Regions from separate parts of the Homo sapiens genome. Here region 2 is linked to region 1. Evidence: chromatin contacts called from ENCODE Hi-C or POLR2A ChIA-PET data. All regions are on one chromosome and are shown on one strand. Each heading gives the region's core, a stretch centred on a gene start or an enhancer-like site at or near the end of the contact. The rest is flanking DNA. Distances are from core to core; before and after follow the strand shown.

Region 1 (7,283 bases), core at 2,251-4,750:
ACCATGACTATAAGTTTCCTGAGGCCTCCCTAGAAGTGGAAGCTGCTATGCTTCCTGTAAAGCCTGCAGAACCGTGAGCCAATTAAACCTCTTTTCTTCATGAAGTGCCCAGTCTTAGGTATGTCTTTATAGCAGTGTGAGAATGGATGAATGCACGAGGTCTTCAGGACAAGCCCGATTTCATTGGTTACGAGATGCATGTTTTTCATTCTAGCCCCCAGAGACCTGGATACGTTGCACAGATGCTGACAGCAGGTGGCAGTGTGGAGCAGCGGTGTGACACCTGCAGGGCCCTCCGGGGACACCACATAAGGGCAGCCACAGTGTCCCGGAGCCCATGCAGTGTGACAGCCCCAGGTAACTCTCCAGCCAGCACTCCACCCGTGGAATTACAGCCGACTGAAGCACCTCTGCTACATTCGTCAGCTTGATAAATGTCCAAGGAATGAACCAAGCACAGGGACCATCTCTTCCGGTAGCTTCTCACCATCACACACACTTTGCAGGGCCGAGGGCTCTTCCTGGCCCATATCTAGCACCTAGATATTTTATTCACTTATGTTTTGAATATTTCATGGGTCCTTCTCCCCCAGAGGCCTCAGAGCACTCCCAGAATTGGAATGGAAATACACAGTGTGTCCTTGTCAGCTGTCCGGGCCGCCGCGTTCAAAGGGCAGGACATAGTAGCTTCTGCTCAAATTAGAATGATCTGTCTCGTCAAGCGGAAGATGGTTGTTGAGACTTTGTGTCTTTAAAGTATTGCCTAAAAAAGCAAGATTAAATGAACGCATGAATGCTTGTGCAATACGGCAGGAAAATCCCGGGGGTCTGCCTGGACTGCTCGCCCCAACCCTCTCTACGCGTGGGTTCTGCTGCAACATCGAGGAGAGAGCAGGGGGTGCTCATCTCCAGGCCATCGGCAAAGATGTCAGACTGTACTTGTCCCACAGGCCTGGCCGGCAACAGCAGGGTCTCCCCCAAGTGGGGCTTGCCAGCCGCACTGCTGCATGTGGCTTTGGGAGGGCCTGCGGGAGCCTGCTGGTCCCCATGGGCCTGGCAAGCATCTGCCCTGGTAGACTGAAGTGCCCCCAGGCCCTGTGGTTAGTGGAAGCCTGCTGGCCCCTGGAAGATCTGGGAGAGGAGAGCTGGACAGCTCACCCACCACGGCCAGCATGAAAGGCAGCTAGTAAGCCCCCCTGCGCTGTCAGCCTCTGCTCAGAAGTCTCTGGAGTGGTGTCCAGGTGCTGAGGGGGTGCACTGATGCTGCACTGATGCTCAGCCAGGAGCAACTGGAGCAGAAAGCAGCAGTCATGGGAAGATGCCTCAGATCACACACATGCACATGTGCACACACATGCACAGATACATGCAGACAGACGGACACATGCACAGATGCACATGTGCAGACGCACATGTAGATGTGAGCACACACATGCAAAGACACACACACCAGGCACATGCACACATGCACACAGGAGCGACTGAAACTTACAATAAAGCACGAACAAGTCTACGGTTCCATAGGCGTAGCTCTGTTCCAGCAGACGCTGACCAACTCTCCCATTAAAAACACAACACAAGCTAGAAAAAACTATCTTAAAATGTCTGTTCGAAATCAATGAAGAACTCCTAAAGCAGTGACAATTTTGGGGGCCAAGGTCTGAAAGACGGGGAAAGTAAGGATGATGGGCTGATGCTTGGGGCGGCGTGGATCCGGGCTGACCAATAACTGGGGAAGCAAAAGCTGAGCTGAGCCATGGGAGCCGGACTCAGCTCTCAGCACTCATGGGGCCAAAGGAAACAAAGGGGCCCCGAGAAGCCCCTCAGCTGTTGGTGGGAACCCTGAAGGGGAATCAGCCTGACCCCACCCTCCCAGAGTCTGCAGTTGGGTCACAAGGGCCTCCCTCCCTGGGTGACCACAGGAGCGAGCGCCACTCGGCTCCCTGGAGACGGCACCACTGGTGGCCTGAGACCTGTCCTATGAACATCTGTCACTCAACCAAAAATGCCAAGGGTACAAGATGAAAATCAACCAAAAAAGGTGAAGGAGAAGAAGCAATGCAGAGAAGCTGCAGAGGAGTGGAGGGAGGTGGCCCCAGGCAGGCAGGGGAGTGGGAGGGAGGTGACCCCAGGCAGGCAGGGGAGTGGGAGGGAGGTGACCCCAGGCAGGCAAGGGAGTGGAGGAAGGTGACCCTGGATGAGCAGTGGAGTGGAGGGAGGTGGCCCCAGGCAGGCAGGGGAGTGGGAGGGAGGTGACCCCGGACGGGCCGGGGAGTGACCACCCAGAGACCGGCACCCATGATGAGGGGCTCTTAGGGTGGAAAGGAAATGACCCCCCAGGGTGGGGTGGGAGCTTGGGGATAAAGGAAGGAACGCAGACCCGGGAAAGGGAAGTGAATAAAGAGACGCATACATGGTAGAAAATAATGATAATGTGTCCGGCACGGGGGCTCACACCTGCAATTTCAGCACTTTAGGAGGCAGAGGCAGGAGGATCACTTGAGCCCAGGAGTTTGAGACCAGCCTGGGCAACACAGCAAGACGCTGTCTCTACCAAAAATTTTAAAAAATTAGACTGCATGGTTGTGTATGCCTGTAGTACTGGCTACTGGGGAGGCTGAGGTGGGAGGATTGGTAGAGCCTGGGAGTTGGAGACTGCAGTGACCTGTGACGGTGCCACTGCACTCCAGCCTGGGTGACAGAGCAAGACCCGAAAAAATGAAAAAGAAAATAATAACAATAGTGATTTCCAGAGTTTGACATGCAAGTAGAGTTAAAATACATAAGAACAACAGAACAAAGGGTGGGATGGAATAAAGGGGTGATGTAAATCTTTGGTGGTCTGGTAAGAGATAGCAGGAAGAATTTACACTGGACTTTAACATGGATAACTACTGAATGAACAGTAATTCATAACTGGCAGGCTAAGAGAGGATAAACATGGAATAAAAAATAATCGAAGCCACGAGGAGAAGAAGGAACAGGGAACAAGTAGGAAAAACAGAAAACAATTCATAATGCCAGAATTCAAACGCAGATAATGGAATCAAAACAAAAGAACCAGAAAGTTCAATTCAAAGATAAAGATACACTGGATCCTGCAGGAGACACACCCTCAATGTAAGGCCACAGAAAGATAAATGGAAAGGGAGGTCTGGAAAGCTGGGGTGGCTGCATTAACACCAAGCAGAGGAACCACGGGCAAGGAGCTCAGCAGACCAGGGTCAGCTGGTGGCATGGGGCCCAGCCCACGGGAAGATGCCAGCCTCAAACTACAGAAAACAAAGTTGCAGAGTCCAAGAAAGAAGAAGAGAAATCCACAATCATATAGAAAAATTTAAAACATCTCCTGGTCACCAATAAAGCATGTGTATTAGTCCCTTTTCATGCCGCTGACAAAGACATACCCGAGATTGGGAAGAAAAAAAGGTTTAATTGGACTTACAGTTCCACATGGCTGGGGAGGCCTCAGAATCATGGCGGCAGCAAGAGAAAATGAGGAAGAAGCAAAAGCAGAAACCCCTGATAGGCCCATCAGATCTCGTGAGATTTATTCACTCTGGCGAGAATAGCACAGGAAAGACCGGTCCCCGTGATTCAATTACCTCCCCCTGGGTCCCTCCCACAACACGTGGGAATTCTGGGAGATACAATTCAAGTTGGGATTTAGGTGGGGACACAGCCAAACCATATCAGCATGCAAGGAAAATACTAGCAAGAGTACGCAGTATTTGAATCAATCACCTCACTGATGTTTAAATCACTGCACGTGACAGGCGCATCCCAGGGCAGAGCAGCCGCCAGTGCTGAAATGACGGGGCCATGGGGTGATGGGACCGTGGGGCGACGGGGCTGTGGGGCGACGAGGCCGTGGGGCGACGGGGCCGTGGGGTGATGGGGCCGTGGAGTGATGGCGCCATGGGGCTTCTTGGGGGTACACCCTATGTAACTGGAGAGGATGAAGTGAAGTTACAAAGTCATTTACTTGGCCCATGCCCTATGGAGAGGATATTTCCTGTGGTAGCTGAAGTGTGAACTGCCTTATGCTCCCTGCCTCCAGACCCAATTTTCCTGCCTCAACAGGCGCAGGTTTCCCTGTCAGCCCGCTCTGCACTCCTGCACTCCTATCTGATCACCGGGTGTTATCTTTAAATCACTGTCAGATTTGTGTAGTGATTTCTGTAAGTTTAGATTTTTGCACCCTTGTTCCCAAGCAAAATTGGCTGATGATTTTCTTGTGCTGTTGACGGGGCCCCCGTTTGACCTCATCCAGACCCTATGGACGGGTGGCCATAGGCGGGCCACGGTTGACTGACGGAAATGTGGACGCATTGTTTTCCTCTATTTCAAGCACTGTCATCGTGAACATCCTTGTGCATGTGTGTGTTGTATGTCCACCTGGTGTATTGTGTGTGTGTTACCGAGAATTCTGTGTTCGGATGGATTTTTTAACCGACAAGATCCACAGAGCCAGAGCTCTGAACCAGCAATCTGGGTTCTTGTGACAGTGAGCAAAGAACTGCAAACACCAAAATGTAAGCTTAAAACAAGGTTGATTGAAATTTCCAGTAATACTGTCTCAGAGGGTGTGCAGGCTGATTTCTGAGAAGTGACATCAGCACCTGGTTACAGAGCTCAAGGTGCTTCTGTGGGGTGTGAGAAGTAGCTGAGGTTTGGGCTGAGTGACAGGCTGATGTCATTTGGCAGCTTATGGTGACACAGCTAAAATTAAACTGTGCATATTTTTACCCATAATTCATTAAGAAAAGCCCAGTGTGGGGGGGCCACATGTAAATGTTATTACAGTTTTAGGTCACTGGGCACATGCTGCTCTAGGGATTTCTACCTGTGCCCTGGTTTCCCCTTCCACAGGACATGCTGGCCACAGGTTTCACTTCAAACTCCGTCCCTCATGGTGGAGTTAGGGCGGGCTCGGGGCTGAACTTAGGTGGGCCAGGGGCTTAATGACAGCTTCTCTGTTCTCCTTTTTACCCTCTCCCAGCTGCTGATGTGTGTCTAACTACCTAACACGTCTATGTGGTGTGTTTTTTTGTGTGTGGGTGGTGTGCATGGTATGTGTGTCTATGTGGAGTGTTTTGTGTGTGTGGTTTGTGTGTGATTTGTGTGTCGACATGGAGTGTTTTGTGTGTGTGTGGTGTGCGTGGTGTGTGTGCCTATGTGGCATGTTGTGTGTGTGTGGTTTGTGCGTGAGTTGTGTGTCGATGTGGAGTGTTTTGTGTGTGTGGTGTGCGTGTTGTGTGTGTCTATGTGGCCTGTTGTGTGTGTGGCTGGTGCGTGATTTGTGCATATGGTGTGTTGTGTGTATGTATGTGTGCGTGGTTTGTGTGTCTATGTGGAGTGTGGGTGTGGTATGCATGGTGTGTATGTGGTGTGTTGTGGGTATGTATGCGTGTGTGTGGTTTGTGCATAGTGTGCATGGTTTGTGTGTCTATGAGGTGTGTGTGTGTGGTTTGTGTGTGGTGTATCTATGTGGCATCTTGTATGTGTGTGGTGTGTGTCTCTATGTGATGTGTTTTGTGTGTGTGGTGTGATGGTGTGTCTATGTGGCGTGGTGTATCTGTGTATCTGTGTGTATGTCTGTGGAGTGTTGCATGTGTGTGTGGTTTGTGCATGGTGTGTGTCTATGTGTAGTATGTATCTCTGTGTGTGTGTCCATATGGAGTGTTGTGTGTACCTGTGTATGTGTGTGTGTGCCTATGCGGAGTGGTATGTATCTGTGTGTGTGTCTTATGTGGAGTGGTGTGTATCTATGTGTGTGTCTATGTGGAGTGTTGTGTGTGTCTATGTGGAGTGTGTGTGGGTGTCCATATGGAGTGTTATGTGTATCTGTGTGTGTGTGTGTGTCCATATGGAGTGTTGTGTGTATCTCTGTGTGTGTGCCCACGCATGCAAGGGTTTCTCGGGCAGGGCCTGGGAGGCGCGTCCCAGGCTTGGTGCGCATCTGCCCCGGGGTCCCCACGCGGCCGGGCCCTATAACGACCTGGAAATGCTCCAGCGCCTCTTGCGCGGGCGGGACACCGGAATTTCCTAAATTTCAAGCCGGGCGCCGTCCCCTGCGCGAAACCCCCGCTCCCTGGGAGTGGAAGCCGCCGCCTCGCCCGCCGTGGGTGCCCAGGGGCTCCCTGCCGCCCCCGCCCCCGCCCCCGCCTCCGCCTCTCCCGCAGGCGCGCGCTTACCCAGCACCCAGCGCTCCCTGCACCCGGGCGGTGCTCAGGATGAAGCCTGACCGCCCCAGACCCTCTCGGGTCCTACCCCGCGACAGTGTCCCGTGCCAGGGCGACCTCCCCGGGGTCCCCCACAGAGCCATGGGAGAGGACCCCCGGGTTCGCCCTGGAGCAGGAGCCTGGGAGAGGGGCGGGCTCGAGGTGGAGGTGGGGGGCGGGGCGGGGTGTCTCAGGCTCTGCCCCGCCCCTCCTGCCTCAGCCCCGCCCCTCCTGCCTCAGCCCCGCCCCTCCTGCCTCAGCCCCGCCCCAGCCCCGCCCCTTCATGTCTCCGCCCCCATGCCTCCGCCCCGCCTCCTGTCTCCGCCCCGCCCCCCGTCCTGGGCCCTTTGCAGTCCTAGGTCGTCTGGGAGCTGCCGCTGACGCCGCCGACCAGAGCCTTCCCCTCGGCCCCAGCACCCTTCGAACTCCCGGGGCGGGCACGGAGCTCTGGACAGCCGCGTCCCCGCCCTCCCCGCCGGCTCCAGAGTGAGGCCTTCTGCGGGCAGCGGGCACTGGGCTTGGTCCAGAACCTCAGAGGCGGCCGGGGCCGAGATGGAGGGAAACCTGGGAGCGGGCGGCCGCGCGCTCTGCTGGGTCTGGGCTCGGCCGCGCGCCCTCCGGCCTCCTTCCCCCACTCGGAAGTCGCCCCCGGACCCGGAGCGGCCTCTGTGGTTCCGACTGGTCCAGGACGGTGAGACTCCTTCTCTCTCCCCAGCTTTCCTACCAGTGCGGGAAACGGAAGGAGGACTTTTTCTGGAAAATCAGTGTCTGCGCTTCCCACCGGGCGGGTTGGACCTGAAGACACGTCCGTCCCGCGGAGAATACGCGACACCGTGACCGACACGCGGCAGTCCTGCCTTAGAAGCGCGGCCGGGCCGGCGCGGGACCCGCAGCCTGGGGACCTTCCTCGCGCCCCAGAGGGGTCTGGGTGGAACGGGAAAATTAAAAATTAAAAAAAAAAAAAAAAACGGAAAGGCAAGAAAGGAAGAAGTCCGCTGGAGAACTCCGTGCGAAGGCCCCACTCCTACACGTCCCCGGCCTCAAGGGGAGACGAGGAAG
Region 2 (7,283 bases), core at 2,956-5,455, 220 kb before region 1:
CTCTCCTAACCCTGTCCCATGCCGGGTCCGCCCCTTGCTCTCCTGGCCCTATCCTGTGCTGGGTCCGCCCCTTGCTCTCCTAATCCTGTCCCATGCCAGGTCCACCCCTTGCTCTCCTAACCCTGTCCCATGCCATATCCGCCCCTCACTCTCCTGGCCCTGTCTTGGGTCTGTTATCTGCTTAACTGACAATTTTTAAAGAACCATTTTTAAAAAATCATTTTTATAGTCACCTGGAAAGAGATCAGTTCTTGCTATGGTTGATTTATAGCTTCTTGGGGGATGTGTCCAGTTTTAACCATGAAACATTTAAAAGAACGCAGAACACCGGAGAAGGCCCCAGAAAAGGCAAAAGAGGAGCTAAAGAAATGGACAGTGCGGCCAGAGGAAAGGCTCAGGCTGCAGTGGGGGCTGAGGACCCCGATGGCTCCCAGGATGACGGTGCCGGTGCCTGTGCCTGCAGGAGTCCTGCCAGCTTCTCCTGACCTTCAAAAGGGTCAAACGAGCAAATGGCCTCACACTGAACACAGAGAGATACCGGAGGCTATGGGTGATAGTCACACGTTGAGGGACATTGTGAAACCACTTCCCAGGGTGAGCAGGGAAGCAAGCTCAGTTCCAGGTGTCCTCCAGAGGATGAGCATGTGGAATATCATTTCTCAAGGCTCATGATTTTGGGGTCTGATAAATAGCTAAGTTGTCAGGAAAGAGAAGGTAGGAAAATGATGAGAGCAGGTGTCGGAAACGCCGAGTGACAATGCACCCTAAGGAGGAGCCTCCCCTGGGCGGTGCCTCCCTGACACTGCCGGTGCTTGCAGGACGGAAGCTCGAAGGGCCAGGGCTGGGCTCTGCTGCCTCCCATGACCTGGAGCTCCAGTACAGTAGAGGGAACAGAACCCCAACCCCAGTCTGCATGACAGCCACAGAGCACCAGCAAGAAGTGACAAGAGCAGGGAAGGGAGCAGAGACAGGCTGCAACATGTCACGAGCAGTCAGCATCACACGGGAGGACAGGAGGGTCCCGTGGAGAAGCCAGAACAAGAACCAGGGAGACAGGTGAGGAAGAGAGTTCTAGAAATGAGTTAGGGGAGGGGGCGGGGCCCACAGCAGGGTGCAGGCAGGGAAGAGTATTCTAGAAATGAGTTAGGGGAAGGCACAGGGCCCACAGCGTGGTGCAGGGGGAAGAGTGTTCTAGAAAAGAGTTGGGGGAAGGTGCGGGGCCCACAGCACGGTGCAGGGGGAAGAGTGTTGTAGAAAAGAGTTGGGGGAGGGTGCGGGGCCCACAGCGTGGTGCAGGGGGGTACTGGACCTCAGTTGAGGACCTCCTGGGCTGGACATCAGGCTGGAGCTCAGTGTGTGCTGGGCCAGTGTGACCCAGGAGTCACTGGCGACCCTGAGGGTCTTGGAGCCCCTGCGGAATCCAGGATTAGGGAGAGGCTGCACAGGAGAGGGGGTCCCTCCCAGCCTGCCAGGCAAAAAGTGGGAACCGGGAAGGGGGAGCAGGTCAAGAGTTGAAAGATGCTGTTCTCAAGAAAGGATTCTGCCTCTAAAAAGAGAAAAGGTACCAAGTTAGCCCAGGTCACAACGCCAGGCTCGCTGGCTCTGCAAGACAAGGGTGCTTTGCAGAAGCCACATGGATGGACAAGGACGAGGGGCCGGGTCTCCTCTCAGAACGCACTCCTCAGACACAGGTGTGCTATCACTGCTGTGGCCTTCAGAGTCTGAGGCTCTGTCCTCTCGAGGCTGTATCCCGCAGGGTCCTGAGGGCCTCTGCTGAAGGCGGGGCACACAGCCCAGATCGTGTGGCCAACAGAGCTGCCTGTCTGCTGCAAGGATGAAAAAGCGCCTCCCACCAGGATATTTCTAAACCGGGAGAAAAGGACGTGGCTCAGATACGTCAGCCCTGCCACGAGGTGGCAGCAGAGGTCCATGGTCATCCCCCAGGTCCCAGGAACTCCCTCCTCTGGCTTCTCAGAAACCAAGGTGCCTCTGGGGCTTGGCTCTAACCCAGGGGTCTGCAGGCCCCGCTGGCTGCCCATATCCACAATCCACGTTTCCCCGGAGCACAGTCTCACCCCCTCCTTGACTCGTGGTCTGCAGCTGCCTTCCAGCACCAGGTCAAGGCCACGCACACTGCAGACCGTGTGGCCCGCAGAACCCAAGCCACCTGTCCTATCCTGACCTGGGTCATCACAGGCCCTCACAAGGATTGTGGGAGAACAGCAGCCAAGCTGAAGTGCCAACACTGCGTGACATCCTCCTGGGCCTGGCACTCCTATCCGTGGGTGACAAAGTTCCCAGACAGCAAAGCGACGAGATAAAATGGGGCCCATGGGGCCAGGTAGGCGCAACGACCTCACAGGCAGCAAAGGTGTGCTGGCCCGTGGTGCCCACTGCCATGGCAGCCGGACTGGGTGTTCCCAGGACGGATACACTTGACATGGACACACCAAAAACACCTGACAGCCGGGAGAAGGCCAGCATCATCCCACACATAGCCGAGAGCCAGGAAAAGGCCAGCGCCACTCCCTTCAGAGGAGATGAGGTCTGAGCTGGTCCATGGGTCAGAGCCAGTGGCTGAAACGGAGACCCAGTCTCCAGGGAAGACCCGCAACAGTCCTGCGGTGTAGAGCAAACATTCACCCCACCTTCCCCAGCGGGCCTGAGTAACTGCCTGGAGTGACAGCATGATGGGCAGAGTGAGTGGCCAGGCCCTGGACCTTCAGACAATGGCTGGGTCTGGGGCCTGAGCTCCTGCCCACTCCAGGGGACTCAGACACCATCATGGACCCACAATTAACATGACAGACGGAGCTTGGCCCGAGTCCATCTGGCAGAGGCCCTGTGCCCGCACACCCATCTGCTAGACGTTCTGGTACAGCACTGGACAGAGGCGCCCAGCAGCTGCCAGACAAGCCCTCTGGCCCCGGCCTTGAGCAGGATATTAAGGCAGAAAAGGCCAAGTACAGTCCCCAGGAGCCTTCCCCACCTCAGCCAAGATAGCACCTGGGGAAGACTGTAGAATCTACACTACCATCAAGGACTTCAGGGCTGCGTGGGCGGTTTGACCCCTTTCCATTTTCCACTCTAGAAACCAGATGGACTCTGGGGACAACAGTGGCTGCCGGCCTCGGCCTTGGGGTGCCCAACGGCAGTGTCGTGCCAGGTGTGGTCTCTGCACCTGCATCCGCTTACTTGATGAACATGCCCTTCATCCCGTCTGTAAAGAGGATCAAAATTAGACTGTGTGTTCTTGGGAGAAGAGCAAATACATAACCAGCGCTTTCCCTCAGAGCTAAGGGAGCCCTTCCTGCTCTGTCACAGGACAGTCTTCAGGGACTCCGACTGCTTTGTTTAGGTTTTATTTTTTAGAGCAGCAAACTGAGCACAAAACACAGAGATTTCCTATATACCCCCATCCCCCACGGCCCATCCCCCACAGCCCGCCACCAGAGCAGTACATGAGTCACAACCAAACCCATGTGGGCACATCACCACCCCCCAGGTCCAGAGTTCACAGCAGGGCTCACGCTCGGTGCTGTACTCTGTGGTTTGGGCAAATGTGTAATGACACGCATCCACCATTACAGCATCACCCGGAGTATTTTCCCTGTAGTAAAAGTACTCTGTGATCCACCTACACATCCATCTCTCCGCCCAACTCTTGGCAACCACTGATCTTTATACTATTTTTATAGTTTTGTCTTTTCCAGAATGTCATATAGTTGGAATCGTATAGCATGCAGCCTTTTCAGGCTGGCCTCTTTCACTAAGTAACACGCATTCAAGGTTCCTCCGCATCACTTCATGGTTTGACAGCTCATTTCTTTGTAGTGCTGAATCATATTCCACTGTCTGGATGCACCACTGGTGTATTCATTTGCCTACTAAAGGATGTCTTGGTTGCTTCCAAGTGTTGGCAATGATAAACAAAGCTGCTATAAACATCTGTGTGCAGGTTGTTGTGTAGGCTGAAGTTTTCAAATCCTTTGAGTAAATACCAAGGAGCATGACTAATAGATCTCACGGTTAGAGAGATTTTAGTTTGCAAAGTGATGCAACCACTTGGGAAGGTAGTTTGGCAGTTTCTTACAAAACTGTGGCAGTTTCTTACAAAACATTCTGCAAATGGCAAAACTATAGTGACAATAAAAACATGAGTGGTTGCCAGGGGCTTCAGGGACGGGAGGAGTGAGTACGTGAAGCGCATGGGGGCAGTGGAGCTCTTCTGTATGACACAGTAATGACAGGGACACGTGTCACTGGACACTTGTCAAAACCTGTGTTCAACACAGTGAGCCCCAATGCAAACTATGACCATCCGTGAATAACAATGAACCAGGCCGGCGCGGTGGCTCACACCTGTTATCCCAGCACTTTAGGAGGCCGAGGCGGGCAGATCATGAGGTCAGGAGATCGAGACCATCCTGGCTAACAAGGTGAAACCCCGTCTCTATTAAAATACAAAAAATCAGCCAGGCTTGGTGGCACGCACCTGTAGTCCCAGCTACTCGGGAGGCTGAGGCAGGAGAATGGTGTGAACCCGGGAGGTGGAGGTTGCAGTGAGCCAAGATCGCACCACTGCACTCCAGCCTGGGCGACAGTGCGAGACTCTGTCTCAAAAAATAATAATAATAATGTACCAATATTGGTTCATTGACTGTACCACACTTGAGGCAAGATGTACGTAACAGGAGAAGCTCTGTATGAGGGGAGGAGGTGGCACGCTCTATACTTTCCAATAATTTTTCTGTATTGTAGAATACAATTGCCCTAAAACATAAAGACTATTAACTTTTCAAAAGTGAAATAAATCCTGAGTTCATAAGGATATCATCAACTGAAAATGGAAACCACAAGGTTTTGGATTTTGATTCCAACCATGAAGGAGTAAGGACTTATGATCCCACAGTAAAAACCTTAAGAATTGGACAGAAATAAGAAGCAAGTGTGTTCGAGCATTGCACAGCAGGGTGCAGGACTGTGATCTTTCACCCGGCGGAGACACACGCTGAGCTCCTCGCCGGCTGCTTTCTAGCTGCGTCCACTGTCAAGTTGCTGCTCACGGCAGTGCAGCACACACACAAGCTGCTGCCTCGCTGGGGGGCTGAGGACAAAAGGCAAGCATGGGGGCTGCGGCAGCAGCTGGAATATGGGAGATGGGGACAGCAGAGGCAAGAGCTAAGAGGAGACGGGGCCCCCAAACTGCAGGAAGATGTTGGCCAAATACTATGCTGTGCACGCAAGGACTCCATGAGGAATGGCAGAGAGAGACAGAACTACTGGGGAGTATGAGGTGAACAGACACGCTAAATGTCATGTGGTACCACGAGGCGGGGACTGCTCACAGCCACAGTGGAGGCCCCTCACTCAGCATCCAGGGTGTTCACTTGAGACCCATGAAAGGCTACACCTTAGGAGGAGGACAACGTTAAGTTCTAGAGGAAGGGATAGTGAAGACTTTCCTTGACAAAGTTCGACCGAGCCATGACATGAAGTTTCGGTAAATTAGATGCCTGCAGAAATAAAAACCAAAAACAACAAACACAACACCCCAAATTCTTAACAGCGTAGCATATATAGTCACGTGCCACACAACGGCATTTCAGGCAACAACAGACGTGCCATATACCACAGCCGTCCCTTAAAATTAGAATGGAGCTGAAAAGTCCCATCACCCTGCAACGCTGTGGCCTCCTTAGGAAGGAGTGCAGCTGGCTCCCCCCACGCCTGTGGTGATACTGGTGTAAACTCACCTGCTGCCCTGCCAGTCACATCAGAGCGTAACTCGTACAATTACTTACAATAGTAATACCTGACGATGATAATAAACGATGGTGTTACTGGTTTGTGTATTTACTATACTATATTTTTACCATTATTCTAGTGTACTCCTTCTATTTATTAAAAAAAAAAAAGTTAACATAGAACAGCCTCAGTCAGGTCTCTCAGGAGGTGTCAAGAAGCAGGCACTGTGATCACAGCAGAGGACAGCTCCACGCCTGTTACTGCCCCTGAGGACCTTCCAGCGGGACAAGGCGTGGAGGTGGAAGACAGTGGCATGCACGATTCTGACCCTGTGCAGGCCTAGGCTAAAGTGTGTGTGTGTGTCTCAGTTTTTAACAAAAGGGGAGGGGAGGGGAGGGGAGGGGAGGGGAGGGGGAAGGGGAGGAGGAGGGGGAGGAGGGAGAGGGAGGGGAGGGGCAGGGGACGGGGAGGGGGAAGGGGAAGGGGATCTTAAACATGAAAAATTCTTATAAAAACAAAGAAAATATTTTGGCGTAGCTGCATACAATGTGTTTGTGTTTTAAGCTAAGCGTTATTACAAAAGAGTCAAAAGTTAAAAAATAAATCTAAAGGTTTATAAAGCAAAAAAGTTAGAGTAAGCTAAGGTTAATTTATTATTGAAGAAATAAATTTTGTTATATCATAAATTTAGCATATCCCAAGTGTACAGTACTTATGAAGTCTACAGCAGTGCACAGTAATGTCCTGGCCTTCAGATTCACTCATCACTCACTCACCCACCACTCACCACTCACTCACCACTCACCACTCACTCACCACTCACCACTCATCACTCACCACTCACTCATCACTCACTCACCACTCACCACTCACTCACCACTCACCACTCACTACTCACCACTCACTCACCACTCACCACTCACTCACCACTCACCACTCATCACTCACTACTCACCACTCACTCATCACTCACCACTCACTCACCACTCACTCATCACTCACCACTCACCCATCACTCATCACTCACTCACCACTCACCACTGACTCACCACTCACCACTCACTCATCACTCACCACTCACTCACCACTCACCACTCACTCACCACTCACTCATCACTCACCACTCACCACTCATCACTCACCACTCACTCATCACTCACTCACCACTCACCACTCACTCACCACTCACCACTCATCACTCACTACTCACCACTCACTCACCACTCACTCACCACTCACTCATCACTCACCACTCACCACTCACCACTCACTCACCACTCACCACTCATCACTCACTACTCACCACTCACTCATCACTCACCACTCACTCACCACTCACCACTCACTCACCACTCACCACTCATCACTCACTACTCACCACTCACTCATCACTCACCACTCACTCACCACTCACTCATCACTCACCACTCACCCATCACTCATCACTCACTCACCACTCACCACTCACCACTGACTCACCACTCACCACTCACTCATCACTCACCACTCACTCACCACTCACCACTCACTCACCA

The links. Hi-C counts contacts between places; a loop is a spot of excess contacts on that map. ChIA-PET counts read pairs that join two places held with the same protein, here RNA polymerase II (POLR2A). Pooled maps may share reads with other maps.
Region 2: a loop to region 1 is called in a map of PC-3, with 7 times the contacts of the local background. The contact joins the enhancer-like site here to the promoter of LINC01694 in region 1. A Hi-C loop is called at or near these places in 15 of 168 maps with a recorded cell type or tissue (CD4-positive, alpha-beta T cell, CD4-positive, alpha-beta memory T cell, CD8-positive, alpha-beta T cell and 10 more), 9 of 37 single-sample maps with no recorded cell type and 20 of 50 pooled maps. POLR2A ChIA-PET finds 5 or more read pairs at or near these places in 1 of 52 experiments (activated CD4-positive, alpha-beta T cell).

What each region holds. Positions count from the first base shown.
Region 1 is chr21:45,589,871-45,597,153 of GRCh38, reverse strand. It overlaps LINC01694 (long intergenic non-protein coding RNA 1694), which reads right to left and starts at 3,500. Exons shown (of 2, transcript NR_146912.1): 1 at 3,446-3,500; 2 at 1-763. It overlaps LOC107985485 (a long non-coding RNA gene), which reads left to right. Exons shown (of 2, transcript XR_001755092.2): 2 at 6,940-7,283. RefSeq lists silencers at 105-399, 5,983-6,472, 6,483-6,632, 6,673-6,742 and enhancers at 944-1,445, 7,014-7,283.
Region 2 is chr21:45,815,378-45,822,660 of GRCh38, reverse strand. All of the region lies in intron 4 of PCBP3 (poly(rC) binding protein 3), which reads right to left. Among named protein-coding and RNA genes, the nearest start is that of PCBP3-AS1, 17 kb to the left of the region's middle. RefSeq lists enhancers at 221-906, 4,653-5,152, 5,153-5,654. Within about 2 kb of position 4,205, at least 3 of the 41 ENCODE cell types and tissues checked have a DNase peak (open chromatin) inside an H3K27ac peak, as active enhancers do; they include PC-3, where a contact is called at or near this core.